2 separate regions of the Mus musculus genome follow, and region 1 is linked to region 2. A link is a loop called in an ENCODE intact Hi-C map of the cell type or tissue named here. Cell type or tissue: heart. All regions are shown on one strand. Each heading gives the region's core, and the rest is flanking DNA. Links, peaks and the distances in the headings are about the cores only. Region 1 overlaps Stat1 (signal transducer and activator of transcription 1). Region 2 has its middle 4.5 kb from the start of Gm31955.

Evidence for each region. Hi-C counts contacts between places; a loop is a spot of excess contacts. Peaks named below come from ENCODE experiments on the same cell type or tissue, not always from the same donor. Only the 100,000 strongest peaks of a DNase experiment are listed, where the experiment ranks them.
Region 1: it touches region 2 in a loop (10-fold over the local background); 15 of 42 quality-filtered maps call a loop at or near these places.

The regions. Positions count from the first base shown.
Region 1 is chr1:52,141,476-52,150,365 of GRCm38, reverse strand. It overlaps Stat1 (signal transducer and activator of transcription 1), which reads right to left. Exons shown (of 25, transcript NM_009283.4): 12 at 7,406-7,465; 13 at 6,251-6,280; 14 at 6,069-6,162; 15 at 5,175-5,216; 16 at 2,989-3,072; 17 at 2,367-2,465; 18 at 1,328-1,463. Among named protein-coding and RNA genes, the nearest start is that of Stat1, 26 kb to the right of the region's middle. In heart, for the core only: CTCF peaks have their summits at 2,775 (motif pointing left) and 3,619 (motif pointing left); no DNase peak of the experiment used is centred there; H3K27ac peaks cover 3,057 bases.
Region 2 is chr1:52,296,651-52,305,540 of GRCm38, reverse strand. No RefSeq gene overlaps it. Among named protein-coding and RNA genes, the nearest start is that of Gm31955, 4.5 kb to the left of the region's middle. In heart, for the core only: CTCF peaks have their summits at 1,477 (motif pointing left), 2,757 (motif pointing right), 4,105 and 5,773 (motif pointing left); a DNase peak (open chromatin) is centred at 2,770.

The DNA of each region.
Region 1 (8,890 bases), core at 382-8,381, 160 kb after region 2:
GTGTAGCTCAGTCAGGCCTCAAACTCCTTGCTTCCCATCCTTGCCTCCGACTCCGCCAGCCTGAGATGACAGATGCGCACCACCATGCTGCTGTCTGTTGGTTTGATTCCAACAGCATGAAGGAATGCATGGAGGATTACTGAGATCGGATTATGAAAGCGCAGAGGAAGCTGACATCAAGCCAGCCATCTGGTGCCTCTTAGCTCCTTTCCCAGAGAGCAGGCAGAGCTCTATAAACCCCACCCCAGGACACGCCCTTCCAGGCTGATCTGACTTTGGCATGACCCCTGTCTCCCTGAAGGCTCTGTGGAGAAGCCACCCTTGTCTCTACCCAGCACCACTTCCCGCTGTTCCTCTGCCTACATGAAGTCCCTCCCCACCAAAAGCCCTGCAGAACAAATGTGCAGTTCCAAATAAGGCCGAGATCTCCGGTGGATTTTATAAGCTCACTGTACTTAGATATATCCCTCAGCCTTCTCACAAATTGGACAGTTGTTCAAACTGATACAAGCCATAAATATAATTAGCCATATGAATTAATGCAGCATGTGGTCTGAGCTGTGTTAAGTCCACTACTTTGTTTAAGGGAAACCACTGATACGCTACAACAAGCAGGGAAAAAAAAATCCTTGTATCTCACCAAATGTGGAATACAGAACAAGGTCTGAGACCCTTGTTAATGTGCACAAGTGAGTGAAGACCCTTCCAGGGACATTCAGTTAAGAAAGACCCACTTCGACTACCGTCTGCATCACCCTGCTACACAGACCGCAAACCTGGACAACGGTATTGATGGAATTTTAAAGACATGCTTCAGATATCCGGTTCATTGGCAGGTTGTCGGTGATAAGGGAGGCTTTGACTTTTCATTGTAGAAGATGAATAAGCCTTCTGACATTAGCCACTGAGAGAGAACTGTCTGCCACGGGCCAGATGCCTGATCAGACAAAACTGTGGCTCTGCCTCCTGCAACAAGGGCCCAGCCAGCACAAGATCCTGGGGTTTTTAAGCCCAGAACTTTATTATGTAAGGGACTTTCCTCTTTTACTTCTAAGGACGTTAAGAGCTCATCTTTCTCATCAATATCTTATTTCAGGCTCATAATTTAAGAATTTCTCTTTAAGATCCTGGCTCAGACATAAGAGAACAAGGGTCATTGTTCCTTTACCAGGACTCAATGGTGTTTTCAAAGCCTTGATCTCACTTGGCTACAACCAGCTGTAGTTAAAAACCAACTGATTTTTTTTAGCACTCTTGTACCTCTAAGCATCAGAATAAGGAATGACTGAAGGAGAAGGCTGACTTGTGGGTGCGTGTCCAACCATACCCAGCAGCTTCTCTCCCAGCATGCTCAGCTGGTCTGCGTTCAGACCTCTCTTGGTGACTGATGAAAACTGCCAACTCAACACCTCTGAGAGCTGGGACCACCACGCGCACGGGGGGTTCAGGAAGAAGGAGAGATTCTGCAGAGAAAACACCCAGAGGCTGGAGTTACAAAGGAGCCACCTGCCACAGACACAGCCTGCCCCAGAGCTCACTGCTGGTTTCTGTGACACACAGGCAGTCACAGCCGGGGATGAGAATCCTCAGAAATTAGCAGGTTCACGCTTGTGAGTCTATTTATTTATAACTCCAAAATCAATACTTGAGGCAAGTTTGTGGCCCCAGATTGATGTTCCTGGCTAAGATAGAACAAAACAACATCCTAGCTTTTTGTTGCAGCGCACAATTATCTTGGCCTCTCTGTTTTTCACATTTTTGTGATTTTTGTTATGACTTCATTGTTTAAAATGGCGCTAGGCATTGGGGGGGGACATCATGGAGAGAGTATAAGCTTCACTCAGGCACGTGGTATGGTGTAACAAGTCGCCAGACAGACTAGATAAGGTGCCTTTAAAAAGAAACACACTCACGTTACCTATACATGGGCTGCCAAGAATGCTGCGACTCAAGGGTTACAGAAGCTGAGCTCTAAATTTTCCCCTGGGAGCAATGATCCTGTATTTGATTAACCAGAGCTCCTGACTACTTTACAGAACACAGTATTTCCTAATGAGAACCAACGGACCAGTCTGCAGTGTCTTCCTGCTCTAAGAAAATGCATGTCCATTTAACAAGTGCATACATTTTAAAGCAAGCAACACAGAAGGACAGCCAGAAAAATAAAGCCATCGACTGCCTGAGTTGGAAAAATCACTGTTCCCGTGCCTGGCACATACGTGTGACTATTTTCCCATCACACAAGGTCCTCACTGGTGCCACGGGGCTTGGGACTATCTTCCCCAACATCTAGTGATGGGAGCAGGCAGCAGCAGCAGCAGCAGCAGCCTTGGTTAACCGTACTAAAGCACATGTGTTTTCCATACCCTGGGCTCTGTCACCAGCATGTTGTACCACAGGATAGACGCCCAGCCACTGGGGAGCTGGCTGACGTTGGAGATCACCACGACAGGAAGAGAGGTGGTCTGAAAGGGAACAAAGACCTTGGAATCATTTCAAGCTCCCTTCTAGTAGCTAAACACTCAACAGTGGCTAGCTAGCACAATCAGGACATTTCTTTTGCAAAATTTTAAGGTTAGTCCAACTCTCCAGCTTCCTAGATCATTAACGTCAACATAGTATTAGCTGGAAAAGACCACTTTGGGGAGAAGAGAGATGGTTCAGTAGTTAAGGGCACTGCCTGATCTTCCAGGGGCCCCAAGTTTGATTCCTAACACTCACATGGTGGCTTATAGCTGTCTGTAACTTGGGTCCCAGGGGATCTGATGCCCTCTTCCGGCCTCTGCAGGCACCACACATACATGTGGTGTACAGACATACATGCAGATAAAACATCCATACACAGAAAAGTTTTTAAATATTGATAATTTTAAAGGGATCCTATTTTTTAACAATTAGGTAAATAAGGCTGAAATAAAAACTGAAAAAATAAGCCTTTGTGGAAGTAAAGATAGCATGTTTTCTCCCTCAGGAAACTGTAACTCTTACCTCCAGGTCAATCACCAAGCCTGGCTGGCACAACTGGGTTTCAAAGCTAAGAGAGTGAAGTTCTTCGGTGACAATGAGAGGCCCCTTCCAAAACAAAAAGAAAAGAGCTCTCAAAACCCAAATAGGTTGTAGAGATCCTCAAACCAGCTGTGATCCAGAACTTGGACTTCAGAACTCAATAATACCCAGATTTTACTATCCCAAGCTTCCTGGTGTTCCCTCAAAGGCGTTTGTAATTATGGCAAGGATTATGTGTTCAGAGACAGAAACGCCAGTGGGAAAAGTGGCAACTACAAGTGGGTTTATCCACGAGCTATGACCCCTTGACCTCCAGCCATCTGCCGGCTCCCACAGACTGCACACCTGGCAGGGGCAGTGGAAGTGAGGGTGGGTCTTAATAGTCAGAGCCTCTCCTGAAAGTGCTAACCCACATATGTTTGATCCTAAGTGCTCTGGTTTGCTAGAAAGGGATAGTTTCAAAGTGACTTCCATACACAGCTCTTCTGTGTCACACCATCTTGGAACTATAGAGATAGCTGCTAGACCTAGAAGGTGACAAAGACTGCGAAGGAGGCGATGTCTGGGCTGCACAGACCAGCATTTGTCTTGTAGCTGCAGTGACCTCCAGTGGTCGTGAAATGGAACGTCAGCCAACAACGTGTGCTCCAAGGACAATTTCAAACCAACCCAGGCCCAGACTATCCCTCCGTTCATCTCTCATCCCCTTATTTTCTTACCCCCAAGTCCCCTCTCTCTGAGAAAGGGTTTCTCTATGTAACAGCCCTGGTTGTCCTGGAACTCTGTAGGCCAGGCTGGCCTTCAACTCAGAGATTCCCCTGCCTCTGCCTCCCAACTGCTGGGATTAAAGGCCTGCACTACCATGCCCAACCATTTCTCATTTTTCAGTCATCAAGAACATAACTTCTAAGGTCCAGGTTGTAAAAACAGGATCTATGACAAAGCAATGCTACGGTGTAGGGGATGCAATGGCAGGGAACCGTCGGCAACACTAGATCTTCAGACTCAGTCACCGTGCTGGCTAACTTCCTGTCAACCCGACACAAGCAAGAGTTATCCGAGAGGAGGGTACCTCAATTCAGGCAGTGCCCCTATAAGGTTCAGCTATATGGCATTTTCTTAATTGGTGATTGATGGGGAGGGCCCAGCCCACTGTGGGTGGCGGTGCCATCCCTGGACTGGGTTCTATAAGAGAGCAGGCTGAGCAAACTAGAGGAAGCAAGCCAGTAAGCAGCACCCCTCCGTAGCCTCTGCATCAGCTCCCATGGAGTGAAAATTCTGAAATTTTGGTTTCTTTTTAAAAAAAACACAGAAATATTCTGAGTATGTCTTCGTTTAAGCTCCAGGTAGGGGGACACGGGGCTGCTTGGGACTGTCCTCGGCAGCTGACTGACGTGCCTCATGCTATAGCAGAAGAAGCACAATTCTGCCAGCTAGAGATAGTTTCTGCAATCGTGTGACATTTGAAATTCTGGGAAGTTTCAGAGGATAAATAAATGCTAGGGCCCTGAGGAGCCTCGAATCCGCAGGAAGTAGTCTAACAATAACATCACTCCAACTTTCCAAGCCCGACTTTATTCTGGGATCTCTTTCCCTTCCTCTCTATCCTTTTTCTTCTCTCTCTCTTATCTAGTGTTAGGGGGTTGAAAGGGTGAGGTTTAAAAAGGGTGGAAGAAAGAAGAACCCACAAAGTAGCAAAAACCAGATGTCCTCCTGCCTCTATGTTCCTCCCTGCTTGAGTTTCTCTCCTGACTTCCTTCAGCAATGGACAATGTGGAAGTTAAGCCAAATAAACACTTTCCTCCCCATTTGCTTTTGTTCGCAGTGTTTCCTTGCAGCAGTGGAAACCCTAACCAAGGCAGTCACCTTCAGCCTCTCCAGCTCTTCTGTGCATTCTGGGGGAAACCATGCTAATGTCCGGGCCTTCATTTCTTTACCCAGGTGAACAATATGAAAGCCCACCACGCCCCGTCCGATTGGCTGTCTTTGTAGGGCCAATGAGACTGTGGGTTAAACTGCCTTTCAACCAGAAAGTACACAGGAGAGTGTTTTTTATCATCCCCACAGATACCCCGAGCCCTCTTCCACATCAGGTCCCAGGACGCTGATGCGTCCTCTCGGAACAGAACAGTTCTGTTAGGACCCGCTAGCCACCCAGAGATGCTCACCTCATTAGTTCTGTTCCCAGCGTTTTTCTGTTCCTTCAGTTGCTGTAAAAGAAGGAACCGAATGGCAGGTTAATCATTAGAGTTGATGTGTTTATTCACAGATCAGTTCCCAGTCATAACTAGAAAGAAAGGTGTGACAACCTCCTAGGAACAAGAGGGGGAAGTGCCTCTTCCTGAAGCCTGGCGAAGTGTGAGTAATCTGAGGGAGGGGACGCCCCAGAACCTAGGTCTGCTGCTCCTGCATGCAATGGGTGCCCAGCACCTTCAGCAGCGATTTCATGGCCCAGGCACACGAAACAGCTTCTGCAGTCTTCCAGCCTCTGCAGTCTTCCAGACCAGGCTCAGCACAGCAGGCTGACCTAGTCTCCTCGTTCAGATTTCAATCCTTGAGATTTAAAGGGCCAATCTGGACACGCTCAGATTTCCAAGCTGGACGGAGGCCCTCGCCTCACATGTCACTCCCGAGCTCTGAAATCTGTAGCTCACCAGCTGGTACCCAGCCCCAACACTGGGTTTATGGAGACCAGAGGAAAGTACCACCCTTCTACCCAATGGAACGAGGCCTCCTGCTCTTGCAGCATTCGTGGTCAAGCTGCTACACACTTGGAAGGCAGGAGAAGTGAGGACTGAAGTGGGGAATGGTTTCCTTAGAATGCTGCTGGAACCTCAGGGGCTGCTCGCAGAGGAGGCGGCAAGTGCTTATATAATTTATGCACATGCAAGTTTATAAAGCACTCTACTGAGGTCCGTACAGCCCCTGTCAAAACACACAGCCAGGAGACTCAGGAGATGAAGAAGGGACCAGCATCCCACCGTCGGGAAAGTATGGGGGTCAATCCTATAAGACTTCCAAAGGACCAGAGATGCATCAAGACATCAAACTGCTCTGCCTACCAGGTGTCGGAACTCAGCTGCCAGACTTCCGTTGGTGGATTCTTCCATGTTCATCACTTTTGTGTGCGTACCCAAGATGTTGAACTTCCGAAATCTATACAACGCAAGACACAAATCCTTAAAGTGCTTCAAACTACTAAACAAACAGGATAAGCAAAGTAGGGTGCAGATGCTATACCTACCCTTTAACTGTGTTTTTCTCGTTCACATCTCTGTAAAAAAATATGTAAATTTGAAGTAAGATTCAATAGATACAAAACAGATGCATATGATTACACAGTCATATAAATAAAAGAGAAAATGAATACATTGGCTGCGCCGGGGGAGGGGGGGAAACTCCCTGTGGTTTACGCTTCAACACACAGAAGACAGAGGCAGAAGACCATGAGTTCCAGGCCAGAGTGTGCTGCAGAGTAAGACTGGTCTCATAAATGCACATAAAGTATGTACAGAGTAATAGGGGCTCATCTACACTGTGGTCCCTGTCCCTTCAATCACTTGTTCCTTCCCACCCACGCCAATGAGATCAAGTAACACTGAATGTCATGGGTGGGAAGCCACCTGCCTGGCATTTCTCCCTCACACAGCCTGCTGCCAGCTCTACACTACAGGGGACTGTGAGGCATAAATGGCTAACAGGTGAAGGAGCTCAGGGAATTGCACGTCCCCTGTCTCAGCGCTAGTGACCCACAGACAGCAATGCTCTGTTGGCCCAGAAACGAGAGGACATCACAAAGCCACTAAGCTTTATCTCTTCCCCTGTCATCTGGAGTGATTTTGAGAAAAAATAACAAGATAGTGTTTTTCCCATTCTTTTTCCTTCAGTGCTGGCAACTAAACATAAGAGAATGCAGCAGGCTCCACTGGGCCTCACACCTACCCCTGTCGCTCCCCCTCACGCCTGCCCCAGATGTCTCTAACCTCACTCCAGGAACACCCTCCCTCTTGGCTACAGATGCACATGCCTGGATCTTTGAGTGTGTTGCACTAAGGGCATCTTCTCTGGGGATGGCCAGAGAGATGTAATGTGTGACGCCCAACTGCTTTAAGACTTGATGAAGGCAATCTCCTTTCCTCTGTTTGCTCTTTGGTTTATTCTAGTCTAGAGAGCACATGTTCTAGGCAAAGCTCCCAATCCTCAGAGAGAAGCCAGTTACCAACGTCTGCTAGGGTTGGCCCTGGGTAACCCATTAGGTGCCTCTCCTCACAGGCCATGGCCTCAGGACCTACAGTGCAGCCCTGGTCCTGGGAAGAATTTCCAGCCTGCTTATTTGACGGAGAGGTAAACAGAACTAGCATTTTAAATAGCTACTTAGATAAGATTACAGAAATCTTACTTGTCAAATGAGACTTTCACTTTCAAGTTATAGTTCAGCTCTTGCAATTTCACCAACAGTCTTGAAAGAAAAATAACAGTTGTTACCTTAACCAAAGCTATTGACTAAAATTTATTTATTATGCAAATTCCCCAACTGTGAACATTTATATAAACCACTCTCCCCACTTTTAGATTATGGTTGTTAAGATGAACTGACAAGTTTATATAGCTTTTTGGCTTTTAGAATCAGTTCCTAGCTGGCAATGCTGGGACAATTCTAACATTAAGCTCTAACAGAACACAGCACTGATTTTACACTCTAATCAGACATTAGTACAAACAGCTGCTTTTCTATATAACCCACCAACATAGTTTTAATCAAAATTTCCACTTCTGATCTATATGGGCAAAAAAAAAGTGAATATCACTCTTTACAAAACTTATATTTAATTCCCTGTGCTGTTGGGAGAAAATACAAAGCATCACCAAGAAATTAAATTACAACTACTACCCATAATCAGAAAACGGCAGGATGGCACCAGGGATGTAGAAAGAGTGTAGAAAGGACTCCATGTGCCTCTGCTCTGACAGCTAGAGACCTGGGGAGGAGCTTGGGGCCTCTGGTCAGGAGCAGGTGAGAGGAGTGGCCTTCCTCTTTCCTGTGCATTATGAACTCTAGACTCCACTGGTGTTTATGTGTGTCATAGGGCTGCCTGGCAGAGAAACAGTGTCCATGTACCCACAGCAGCACCCCACAGAAGACAAGCCCAGCTCTTGCAGGCTGCTCGGCTCCTGAGCAGTAATTACTGAGTGCAGCCACTCTCTAGAACACAGCAAAGCACCCCCGGAGCGTCCTACCACTGTAGCAAGGACAAGAGCAGACTGCATGCAAACGAAATCCTAGTTTTAACACTTGAAATGCTGTAAGCCGTACGTTTATGTACATGCGCCTAAGTGTGAAACATGGACACGTGTACAAAATCACGGGAGGATACATATGGGTAAGTCACTGCAGTTGTCCACAGACATTTAGATCACAGAACACTGGTACAGCCTGGTGGAAGATATGAATTTGCTCACCAGAAAAAACAATGTATACAGCACAGTCTACACTCACACACTACTGCAGTGTCTGCCTAGCATTCATAAAGCTCTATCATGAGCCTATGCACCTCTGGGGAAGGCTGCTTGAAACTTTATCTATAAACATTTCTGAAATTCGAAGAGAGGGCACTCTGGCCAGCTTGAGTGTGGCAAACATGGCTCTGGTAGGCTTTGCCCTGTTCCTCAATTCGCTCTGCCTTGCAAAAGACCGTTAGATTACATTCCTAAAGCTGGCCACCAAGGTCTATTCCCTTATTTGGCCACTTCCTCCTCCTGAGGCTGACTAGCAAGGTCCAGCTATCTAGGTATTGAAGTCAAGTCCAGCAATTAAAAGCCCCTTTGGCTCACCTAATTAACATATCCAATTAAAATTAAACACCTCATCCTAACATAGGGGTTC
Region 2 (8,890 bases), core at 345-8,344:
ATGTACTCATATAGACACTGAAGATCATTAAATTAACAGAGTATGGAAACAGTTGTATTTGTTGTGAGGCTTGGTGGTGAGAGGCCCGGGCAGAAAGAACTCAGCATCTCCAAGTCGCACACTACAGTCTTCGGCCAGAGCTGACCTGATGAAATTGATGGCTGAATGTGTGGTCCACAGTTATTTGTGCACAGTGGACTTGCTAGATTGTAAGGGATGGTGGGCTTTGTTTGTTTTTGTTTCGTTTCACTTTACTGGCAAGCCAAAGCACATTTCATTTTACTGGCAAGCTAAAGTGAGACTTGACTTACAAACTTGTAACTTGACCATTTGCAAACTTAGAGTCGCTTGTCATAATAGTATAGGGGCATGCCTTAGCATCAGTATCTGAAGCATACTGTCTTTATAGACAAGATTGGTCAATTCTCATCCACAATGGGAGGATTTCTTCTATTCCTACTTCTTTTATTGTATATGCATAACATTGAAATCACCATTTGCTCTAGATAATAGAGTATAAACTAGCAGTACCTAAGCATCACCATGGTCTAATTCTGCAATACTTTTATCATCCCAAAGAAAACTCCATAGCCTGCACCCTCCATACACTGTACACTGCAGCCAGTGTACAAGGTTCTCTTCCTTACTTCCTACCAGGTAGCCACTGTTGTGCTTCCAACCTCTGTTTTGCCTACTGTTGGTATTTCATATTAATAGAATAATGTGGGCTGGAGAGATGGCTCAGCGGTTAAGAGCACTGACTGCTCTTCTGAAGGTCCTGAGTTCAATCCCAGCAACCACATGATGGCTCACAACCATATGTAACAAGATCTGGTGCCCTCTTCTGGTGTGTCTGTACTCAAATAAAAAAAAAAGTATGTTTAGAATAATGTACTCTTTGGATCTGGTTCTTTCAGCTCATGTAATGTTTAGGCAAGATCGTGTATAATGTCTGTATTTATTTTAAAACAATAGGAAGTCATTCCTATTCAACTGGAGCACAGTCTGATCAATAAGCTACATATACGCTGTTTAAAAACATTCAAATAATATTTTTTAAAATCATTAGTGAGTTGGTGTGGTAGCAGACACCTTTAATACCAGCACTCAGGAGGCAGAGGAGGCAGAGGCAGAGGCAGAGGCAGAGGCAGAGGCAGAGGCAGAGGCAGAGGCAGAGGCAGAGGCAGAGGCAGAGGCAGAGGCAGAGGCAGAGGCAGAGGCAGAGGCAGAGGCAGAGGCAGAGGCAGAGGCAGAGGCAGAGGCAGAGGCAGAGGCAGAAGGAGATAGTTTTTTGTGAGTTCAGGGCCAGCCAGGTCTACATAGTGAGTTACAGTGTATTCGCGCCTACATTCCTTGCTTCAAATTAAAAAAAGAAAACATTTATGAAGAACTAGAGAAATGGGTCGATGGTTAATGACATTCAACGGTCTTCAGAGGACCTAAGTTGGGTTCCCATGTCAGCTCACAGATGCCTTTAATTCCAGCTCCAGGGACTCCAGCGTCCTCTTCTGGCCTCCTCTGCCACCTGCATGTACATGGCATACATCCAAACATATTTTTAAAAAATAAAAAATAAGTCCTAAAGGATCATTAGTAAAAAGTAAAGACATTCGTTCCCTCCTCCCCGCCCCCCGCCACAGGCACCCTGGCTTGGTAGCATGAAATTGATTGCCTTTTGGTTAAAGTGCTGAGAGAAATGTTAAAAACTATTTCCAGTCCCTTCAAATCCTAAGTGCCAGAGACTGCCTACTGTGTTTGTAAAAATGAAACCTTCTAGACAGTGGATACTCTGACTCATTCTGGAATACTATTGGAAATGTGTACTTAAAATTTCTTTTGTTGACTTTGGTTTTTGACAGTTTCATGCATGTTTAAAGTGCTCTGACCTGATCTCTCTAGTACATCTGTCACCTTCTTTCTCCCTACAAGTCCCTTTCCCATGTTCATTTGGGGTTGTGGTTTTGTTTTGTTTTGTTGTTTGTTTGGGGAGTATAACCAGGGTCTCTGTGTGCCCTTGGCTTTGGAACACTTCCCCAGAACCTGGTGAGCTCCACAGTGAGTACACACGCAACTGAAGACAATGGCTGAGCCTCCTCCAAAATCCTTCAGTATCCAACAGCTCAGAAGGGAAAGTAGGACCCTCTGGGCAGCCTCCTCAGTTTTTGATTGACTGGTGAAGGGTGCAGTCCGCTGTGGACCACTGCATGCAGCCTCAGCAGCTGGAAAGGCATGACGTCGTTGGCTGTCCATTTCCAGAGGTCAGCGTCTCACACTCTATCTTCTGGCTCTGACGTTCTTTCTACCCTCTCTTCTGAGATTCTCCCACTTTTCTGCAATGAATGGATATGTGTAGTTGTTCAAATTGTTAAGAATAAGTGATGGCATTCCCTTCTCCCAAGGCATTAAGGAAGACGGGGCAAAAGATTCTAAGAGCCAGAAGCAGTAATAACTATAGTGAAATTGTGTTTTCAGAACACAACAGGGCAGTTACATATATGAACTGACAGCGGGTATGACACCATGAACCTAGATCAAGCCAGACAAAACCTCAAAACAAAACGAAACAAAACAAGCAAACAAACAAAAAGCCCTTTAAAGTGCGTTCTGATCTAATCTCTCTAGTACCCCTGTCATCTTCCTTCTCCCTACAAATTCCGTCCCCACATTCATTTGGGATTGTTTTGTTTTTGTTGTAGCTGTGGAGTTGTTGGCAGTTGATGGCAGCTGGGAGAGGTAGTTGATTTTCTTAGGGACGCTGTCCCTGCGAGGTTGCCATGGTCCAGTAGATGGCGCTCCGTCTATTCAAACACTGAGGATACTAAGTGGACTCCATGGGGAGTGAGAGAGAAGTGGGAGGAGAAAAGAGAGGGAGGAAGAGAGAAAGGAGGGAAGGAGGGAAGGAGGGAGGGAGGGAGGGAGGGAGGGAGGGAGGGAGAGAGAGAGAGAGAGAGAGAGAGAGAGAGAGAGAGAGAGAGAGAGAGAGAGAGAGAGAGAGAATGTTCAGCACTGAATAGAACATTTGTGTTAATAAGTGTTCTCGGTGGTCTCAGACTCTAAGGTGCACCCAAATCATCTTGAGAATTTGTTACAAAGTGGCTGCCATACTCAGTTCTCCAGAGTTTCTACTTTGGTTGGTTTAGTCTAGAAGGAGCCTCAGAATTTACCTCGCAAGATTCCTGGTGATGTGGCTGATGCTGGCTGAGGACCAAACTTCACTTATTTTAATATAACTGTACCTGGGTCATATTTTAAAACCAGATCATATTTCTCCATCTGTCCTTCCCTGTGTAGTGCTCAATAACTTCCACAGTTTTAATGGAATAATATTTTAATCTGAAAGTCAATAAAGAACTGGGTATTGTGGCCCAGGCCTGAAATCCCAGCTCTTGGGAGGCAGGCATAGGAAAATGACCATACTTTTGCGCCCAGCCTGGGCGACACAACAAGTTCAAGGCAGCCAGAGATACAGAATGAGACTATTCCTCAAAAAGCCAAGAAGTAAAGAGTAAAAGCCAAAAATCAGGGGCTGGAAAGATGGCTCGGGGGTTAAGAACACTGACTGCTCTTCCAGAGGAACCAGGTTTCATTCTGGGGACCACAAGGCTCCTCACAACACCTTGTAACCCCAGTTCTGGTGAATTAACACTCTTCTGCCCACTTCAGGCACTGCACAAACATGTGCAGTCATATGTGCAGGTAAAACACCTATACACATAAAATAAAATGTTTTTTAAAAGAAAGAAAAGGTAAATGTTAAGGACTTAAAAGTAATGTATTAAAAAGATTATTTTAAAAATATTGTCATCATTTCTTATCATTTTTATTTCTATAAAATCTCATTAAAATCTATAGTTAGAATATAAAGAAAAAATATTTAATCTTGTCTGCATTATTAAAATTATAAGTTATTCATAGAAACATGACACACTTATAAAAGTATTGCTTTTGGCTTTCTGTTGTGCATGTTTGGAAATTTACTGTTTAAACCATGAAAAAGCAACAAATGAAAGATTTGAAAATTTTAGTGGCTTGAAAAGTTTTACAACTTAGAGTGTCCATTAAAATACCCTGGTTCAGGGGCACAGCCTGCTGGAAGGGGCACAGCCTGCTGGATGTTCCTGGTATTACAAGTAGAAAAATTCCAGCAGCTATCATTTAGTATAGTTTTATGAAAAATTCTTAACTGCTTTTTAAAAGCACCCTGACCCTGCTCGTAAACTTTAAAGAGTTCAAGGTTTTTCTAGTGTTGTTGTCTTCCTCGTTAGGAGTTTTTGAACAAGTGCTCAACCTTCGGGTAGAAAATGTTTTTAAATTTGTATTTTATTGTTGGTGGTGTTGGTGTTTCTCTGTGTGCAAATGCCCACCATGGCACACGTATAAAGGTCAGAAGACATGGAAGTTTGTGGAGCTGGTTTCTTCCTCCTGCCTTTCACGCAGGTTTCAGTCTTCAGACTTAGGTCAATGGGTTTGCCCTAAAGCAAGCACCTTCATCCACTGGGCCATCTCACCGGCTCTTAAGCAGAACATGTTTTGAGGGAAATGCTAAGGAAAGAATAGTTTTCTGTCCTCTCAAATCATGATAGTTGCTGCAGACTGCAATGACTTAAGATGCTCTTTATCCAGTAGAAGACCATCATTGGAAGTTCAACTATTCCATGTTCCTCACTTGCTGCCTCAGTATTAGTAAGGTTTGACTGTTGAAGCCAGCCAGACCCAACAAGGAGAACTGCATGAGCACGCATGCACACACACACACACACACCACATACACACACAAATTGTCAATAAACACCAGTAAAATGGACCTAGCAACACCTTCACAGTAGCTAATACAGGTGGGAGTTTACTTAGGAGACATTTACTTGCCATATTCATGACCAAGCCATCATTCCAATCACTACGAGTCCATCTGCTGAAGCCTGGTAACTCCACAGTAGGAATTTGGGGCCAGATGTTCCAGTCCAGATGTGTACAGGAGAGATGAACCATGCTTTTGGATGCTTTTAGGTTCCCTGTCAGTCTTGTATGGTGGGTTATCAAAGTCACACTCCATCAACATTCTTAAAAATAGAGCTGTTATATGGCTTGGATGAGGCACAGACAAAGCAGAAAACAATTAAACTCAATGCATTGAGTGATTAATAAGAGATGGGTCCTGTTAATGGTCAAGTGTTAGGGAATAATATGATGAAGAGAGGTTCTTCTGTTTTCTTTCTCCCTTTCTCTCTCTCTCTCTCTCTCTCTCTCTCTCTCTCTTTCTTCCTTTGAACAACACTACATATTCATACAGTAGTGTGGACTGGTTAGCACAGGTCAGACAACCGATCTTCCTTGCTTTAATTAATACGTTGTGGATTCTCCTCTGGCTCAATGAAGTCTATAGGGATGGATAACCTCACCTTCTCTTCCAGGACCAACAGCACAGCATTATTGACTCGTGTTCCTTCTCAAGTCGTCAGTCTGTGAGAGACCTATCATGAGGCCAGCACTGATGAGCATCCTGGGAACTCAAGAAGACTCCTAGAATAATTACTGTGTGAAAAGGGGTTGATTGAATCTGCTTTAACTGTTTTAAGAATTGTTCATCACTTTCTCTTGCTATGAATTGTAAGTGCAGGCATTTACCGGCTACTTCAAAACTAAACCTCTGTTAAGGAGCGAGTGTTATGCAGAGATGTGTAGACAACAACAGTTGTGTAGTCTCCACAACGCAAACATCTTACTCAGCCTCAGTGAGAACTAGGGGATGTGCCATGTTCTTCCAATGCCATCTAGTGGAAGACAGAAGTGATTTTCATCGGAGCTTGTGTGGATAATCTGCCATCCCTCCTTCCAATTTTTAATTCATAAAATATTACTAAATAAATGGTGCACATCGAGTCACCGACTAAAAATCCACTAAAACCAAGAAGGCCAAGTATAAACTGTGTTGAATGCCAAAGACAACGTTATGACAGGTTCTGCTCATTTACAGTATGATGTAACAGCACAGGAGGCTATCACTAACATCACTAAATCATTATAGGACGATGGCACATCTGAGTTATTCAAGAAAGAACATTCTAAGGACAGAATTTTGAATTTTAGTGTAATAACTTCTTACACGCTGATTTCTGTCTTTCCTATCCTCACTCATCCCCTTCTTTGCCTGACGGGATGCCTTTCTTTCACATGTTGCCTGATCTCCTCTGGGAGGTTACCTCATCAGTGTGCTGCATACATACACCATATACTCCAGCACAGCTAACTGGCTCTCTCATGCATCCAGAGCACTTTGTTCTTACATCTCTGTTGTTTTACTAAATCCTACCACAGCATCCAGAGATTATTTGACCAGGTTAAGGTCTGTTCAAGGCTCTTGGATCTGCTTTATGTCCAGACTCCCCCAGTAGTTAACCTATGGCAGAACCCTATCAGAGAGCATCCTACTTCAATTTTTTATTTGCACTAGGTCTCTTGACTAGACTGAAAGCCCCCTGAGAATAGAGGCCAAATTTAGTGATACTTCTAAGAACTCTAGAGAGAGACAGAGACAGAGAGACAGAGAGAGCAGAGAGACAGGCAGACAGAGACAGGCAGAGAGAACTCATGTATGTCTACATGCCTGCTCATGGCTGCATGTGCACCTTTGTGGAGGTCAGAGGTCAGCCTCTGCTGTTGTTTCGCAGGAACTGTGCTTTTTTTGTCTGTTTTGTTTGAGACAGGGTGTCTCACTGCCCTGGGACTCTCCAAGTAGGTTAGTTTGGCTAGCCAGTGAACTCAGGAATTTGCCTGGCTCTGCCTCCCCAGCCCTGGTACTATAGGCACATGCCACCAACTCGGCTTCTTCCATGGGTAGTAGGGATCGAACTCATGATCCCAGGCTTGCATAACAGGCAGTTTGCCATTTAAACTATCTTCCTAGCCTATGTGTAAGTCTTAAAATAGAGCTCTAGTAGATAACTCTGGCTAACTGAAAAGGAAACACTTGTTATCTTTATATTTTTTTACACCCAGTCTTATGTATCGCTTCCTCTTTCCTGCATGCCATACCTATTTCACAGGGCATTGCATTCTTAAGTCTTCATTACTCGCTTTTGCTTGAGTCACCATGGGAAGTAAAGTTCAGAGCAGATGTGGTTTGTAGACAGAACCTTGTTGGAGAGAGAAACTGAAACGGAGTTTATCCACACTGGAAGGTGGTGGGGAGAGGAAGGAGATGAACAGGTCATGTCCCAGGACCCCTAAGGTGTGCCACAATCATACTCTAGATTAAGGTGATATTACAATTGATGTGTCCCCAGTGTTAGCATCACCTTCTTTATTTCCCAGTTGCAGACAGACAAGACAGAGTCCTCATCCAGTGTTTAGCCTTGGTCAATGTTCTGTCTCTAAGGGTTAATTTCCTCATAAAATAAAGATAAATGTAACTACTTTATATGGTTGCCATAACTGAAGGAGGTCAAGTCCTGAGGGACTGACATAGAGTAAGCTGAACAGATGACCAGCATAGATGCATTCTGCAACTTTAGATAAAAATAGGACGGCAATGGCCAAAAGCAGACACAAGCGAGTCTTCAACAGATCAGTGATGTATCTTCAACACAAGGCTTGGATTTACTTAATAGGGTTGTGAGGTTGTCATAATTTGGTACAAGGGGAGTGGTGTGTCAGGTGCATGGCTTGAGATCTGCGCTCTAGCTACTCTAAGAAGTAATGGAAGATAAGGTTAAAGCAGGGAGGTTCTCTAGGAGCCTGCTCCAGAACTCCCAAGGAACAAACGAACAGAGGGAACAATCAGCAGAGGCTTACGACAATCAACAAGCCACACAGCAAGGTTGCCAACATGAAAGCATGAAGAGAAAGGAAATTTGCAAGAAGAGATGTATTGTCTCAATAATAGCACCTACTGCCATGGGTCCCAATTCTTAAGATTATGTGCAGGAGAAAGGTAGAAGAAATCTACTACTCAGAAGATAGTTATCAAGTAGAATCTTCAAACAGATGCTCCTATTGGAGCCAGAGTTCACTGGCAACATTTCGAAGATGTCCTTATAGTCACAGTTGGGCAGAGAGCTGGCAGCGTCAAGTGGTTAGAGTTGAGGTCTGAGGTGGCTAAATGGATGTGCCCATAATTACATGCCATAATTACATGTATGTCCAAGGATCATAAATATGGGAGAGAAGTGAACTGCTAGGCAGCATGCTGCCATGTATAGGGCTGGGTTTATGCACATGGACTGCTGTTAGCTAGCTGCCATTCTTGTTAGCATGTGTACGCAGGCCTTCTCTCTCTCTCTCTCTCTCTCTCTCTCTCTCTCTCTCTCTCTCTCTCTCTCTCACACACACACACACACACACACACACACACACACACACACCCCTGTTTATTTCTAACATCTCTTGTACTTTACACTGACTAATGACCTAATTTGAATATAAGTAATATTCCATGTAGACATAGCAAAGTATGGCTTTTCAAGGTTTTGTTGAGTTGATCATTTTGGAAAAGATGATGAAATTACAAGTATAAAATTAGGTTAAAAAGAATGTTTATTAAGGCTAACAAATAGATTCGAAGTGTTATCAGAACTTTGGAAATCAGAGCTTTTCCCTCTGATGTGTCTTTGGGCAGCTTACCAGAACTGTTTTCCTATGATGCAGCCTTCTTACTCTACCCATTTAAAACATTCCCTAGCTCCATAGATGCTCACAGAACAAGGAACTGACTTGAAGCTCTACTTCAGCACTGTGACTGCTTCATGGAGAGTGTTCTCAGCTGCCTTCCATCAGCTTCACGGGCCCCCAGGTAAGGAAACCAGAAGAAAACCCTTCCATATATCCTCCTTCTACTGGTTCACTATGAAGTCACTGTGTCTTCTCTCTGAATAGACCATTGACTGGGAAATAG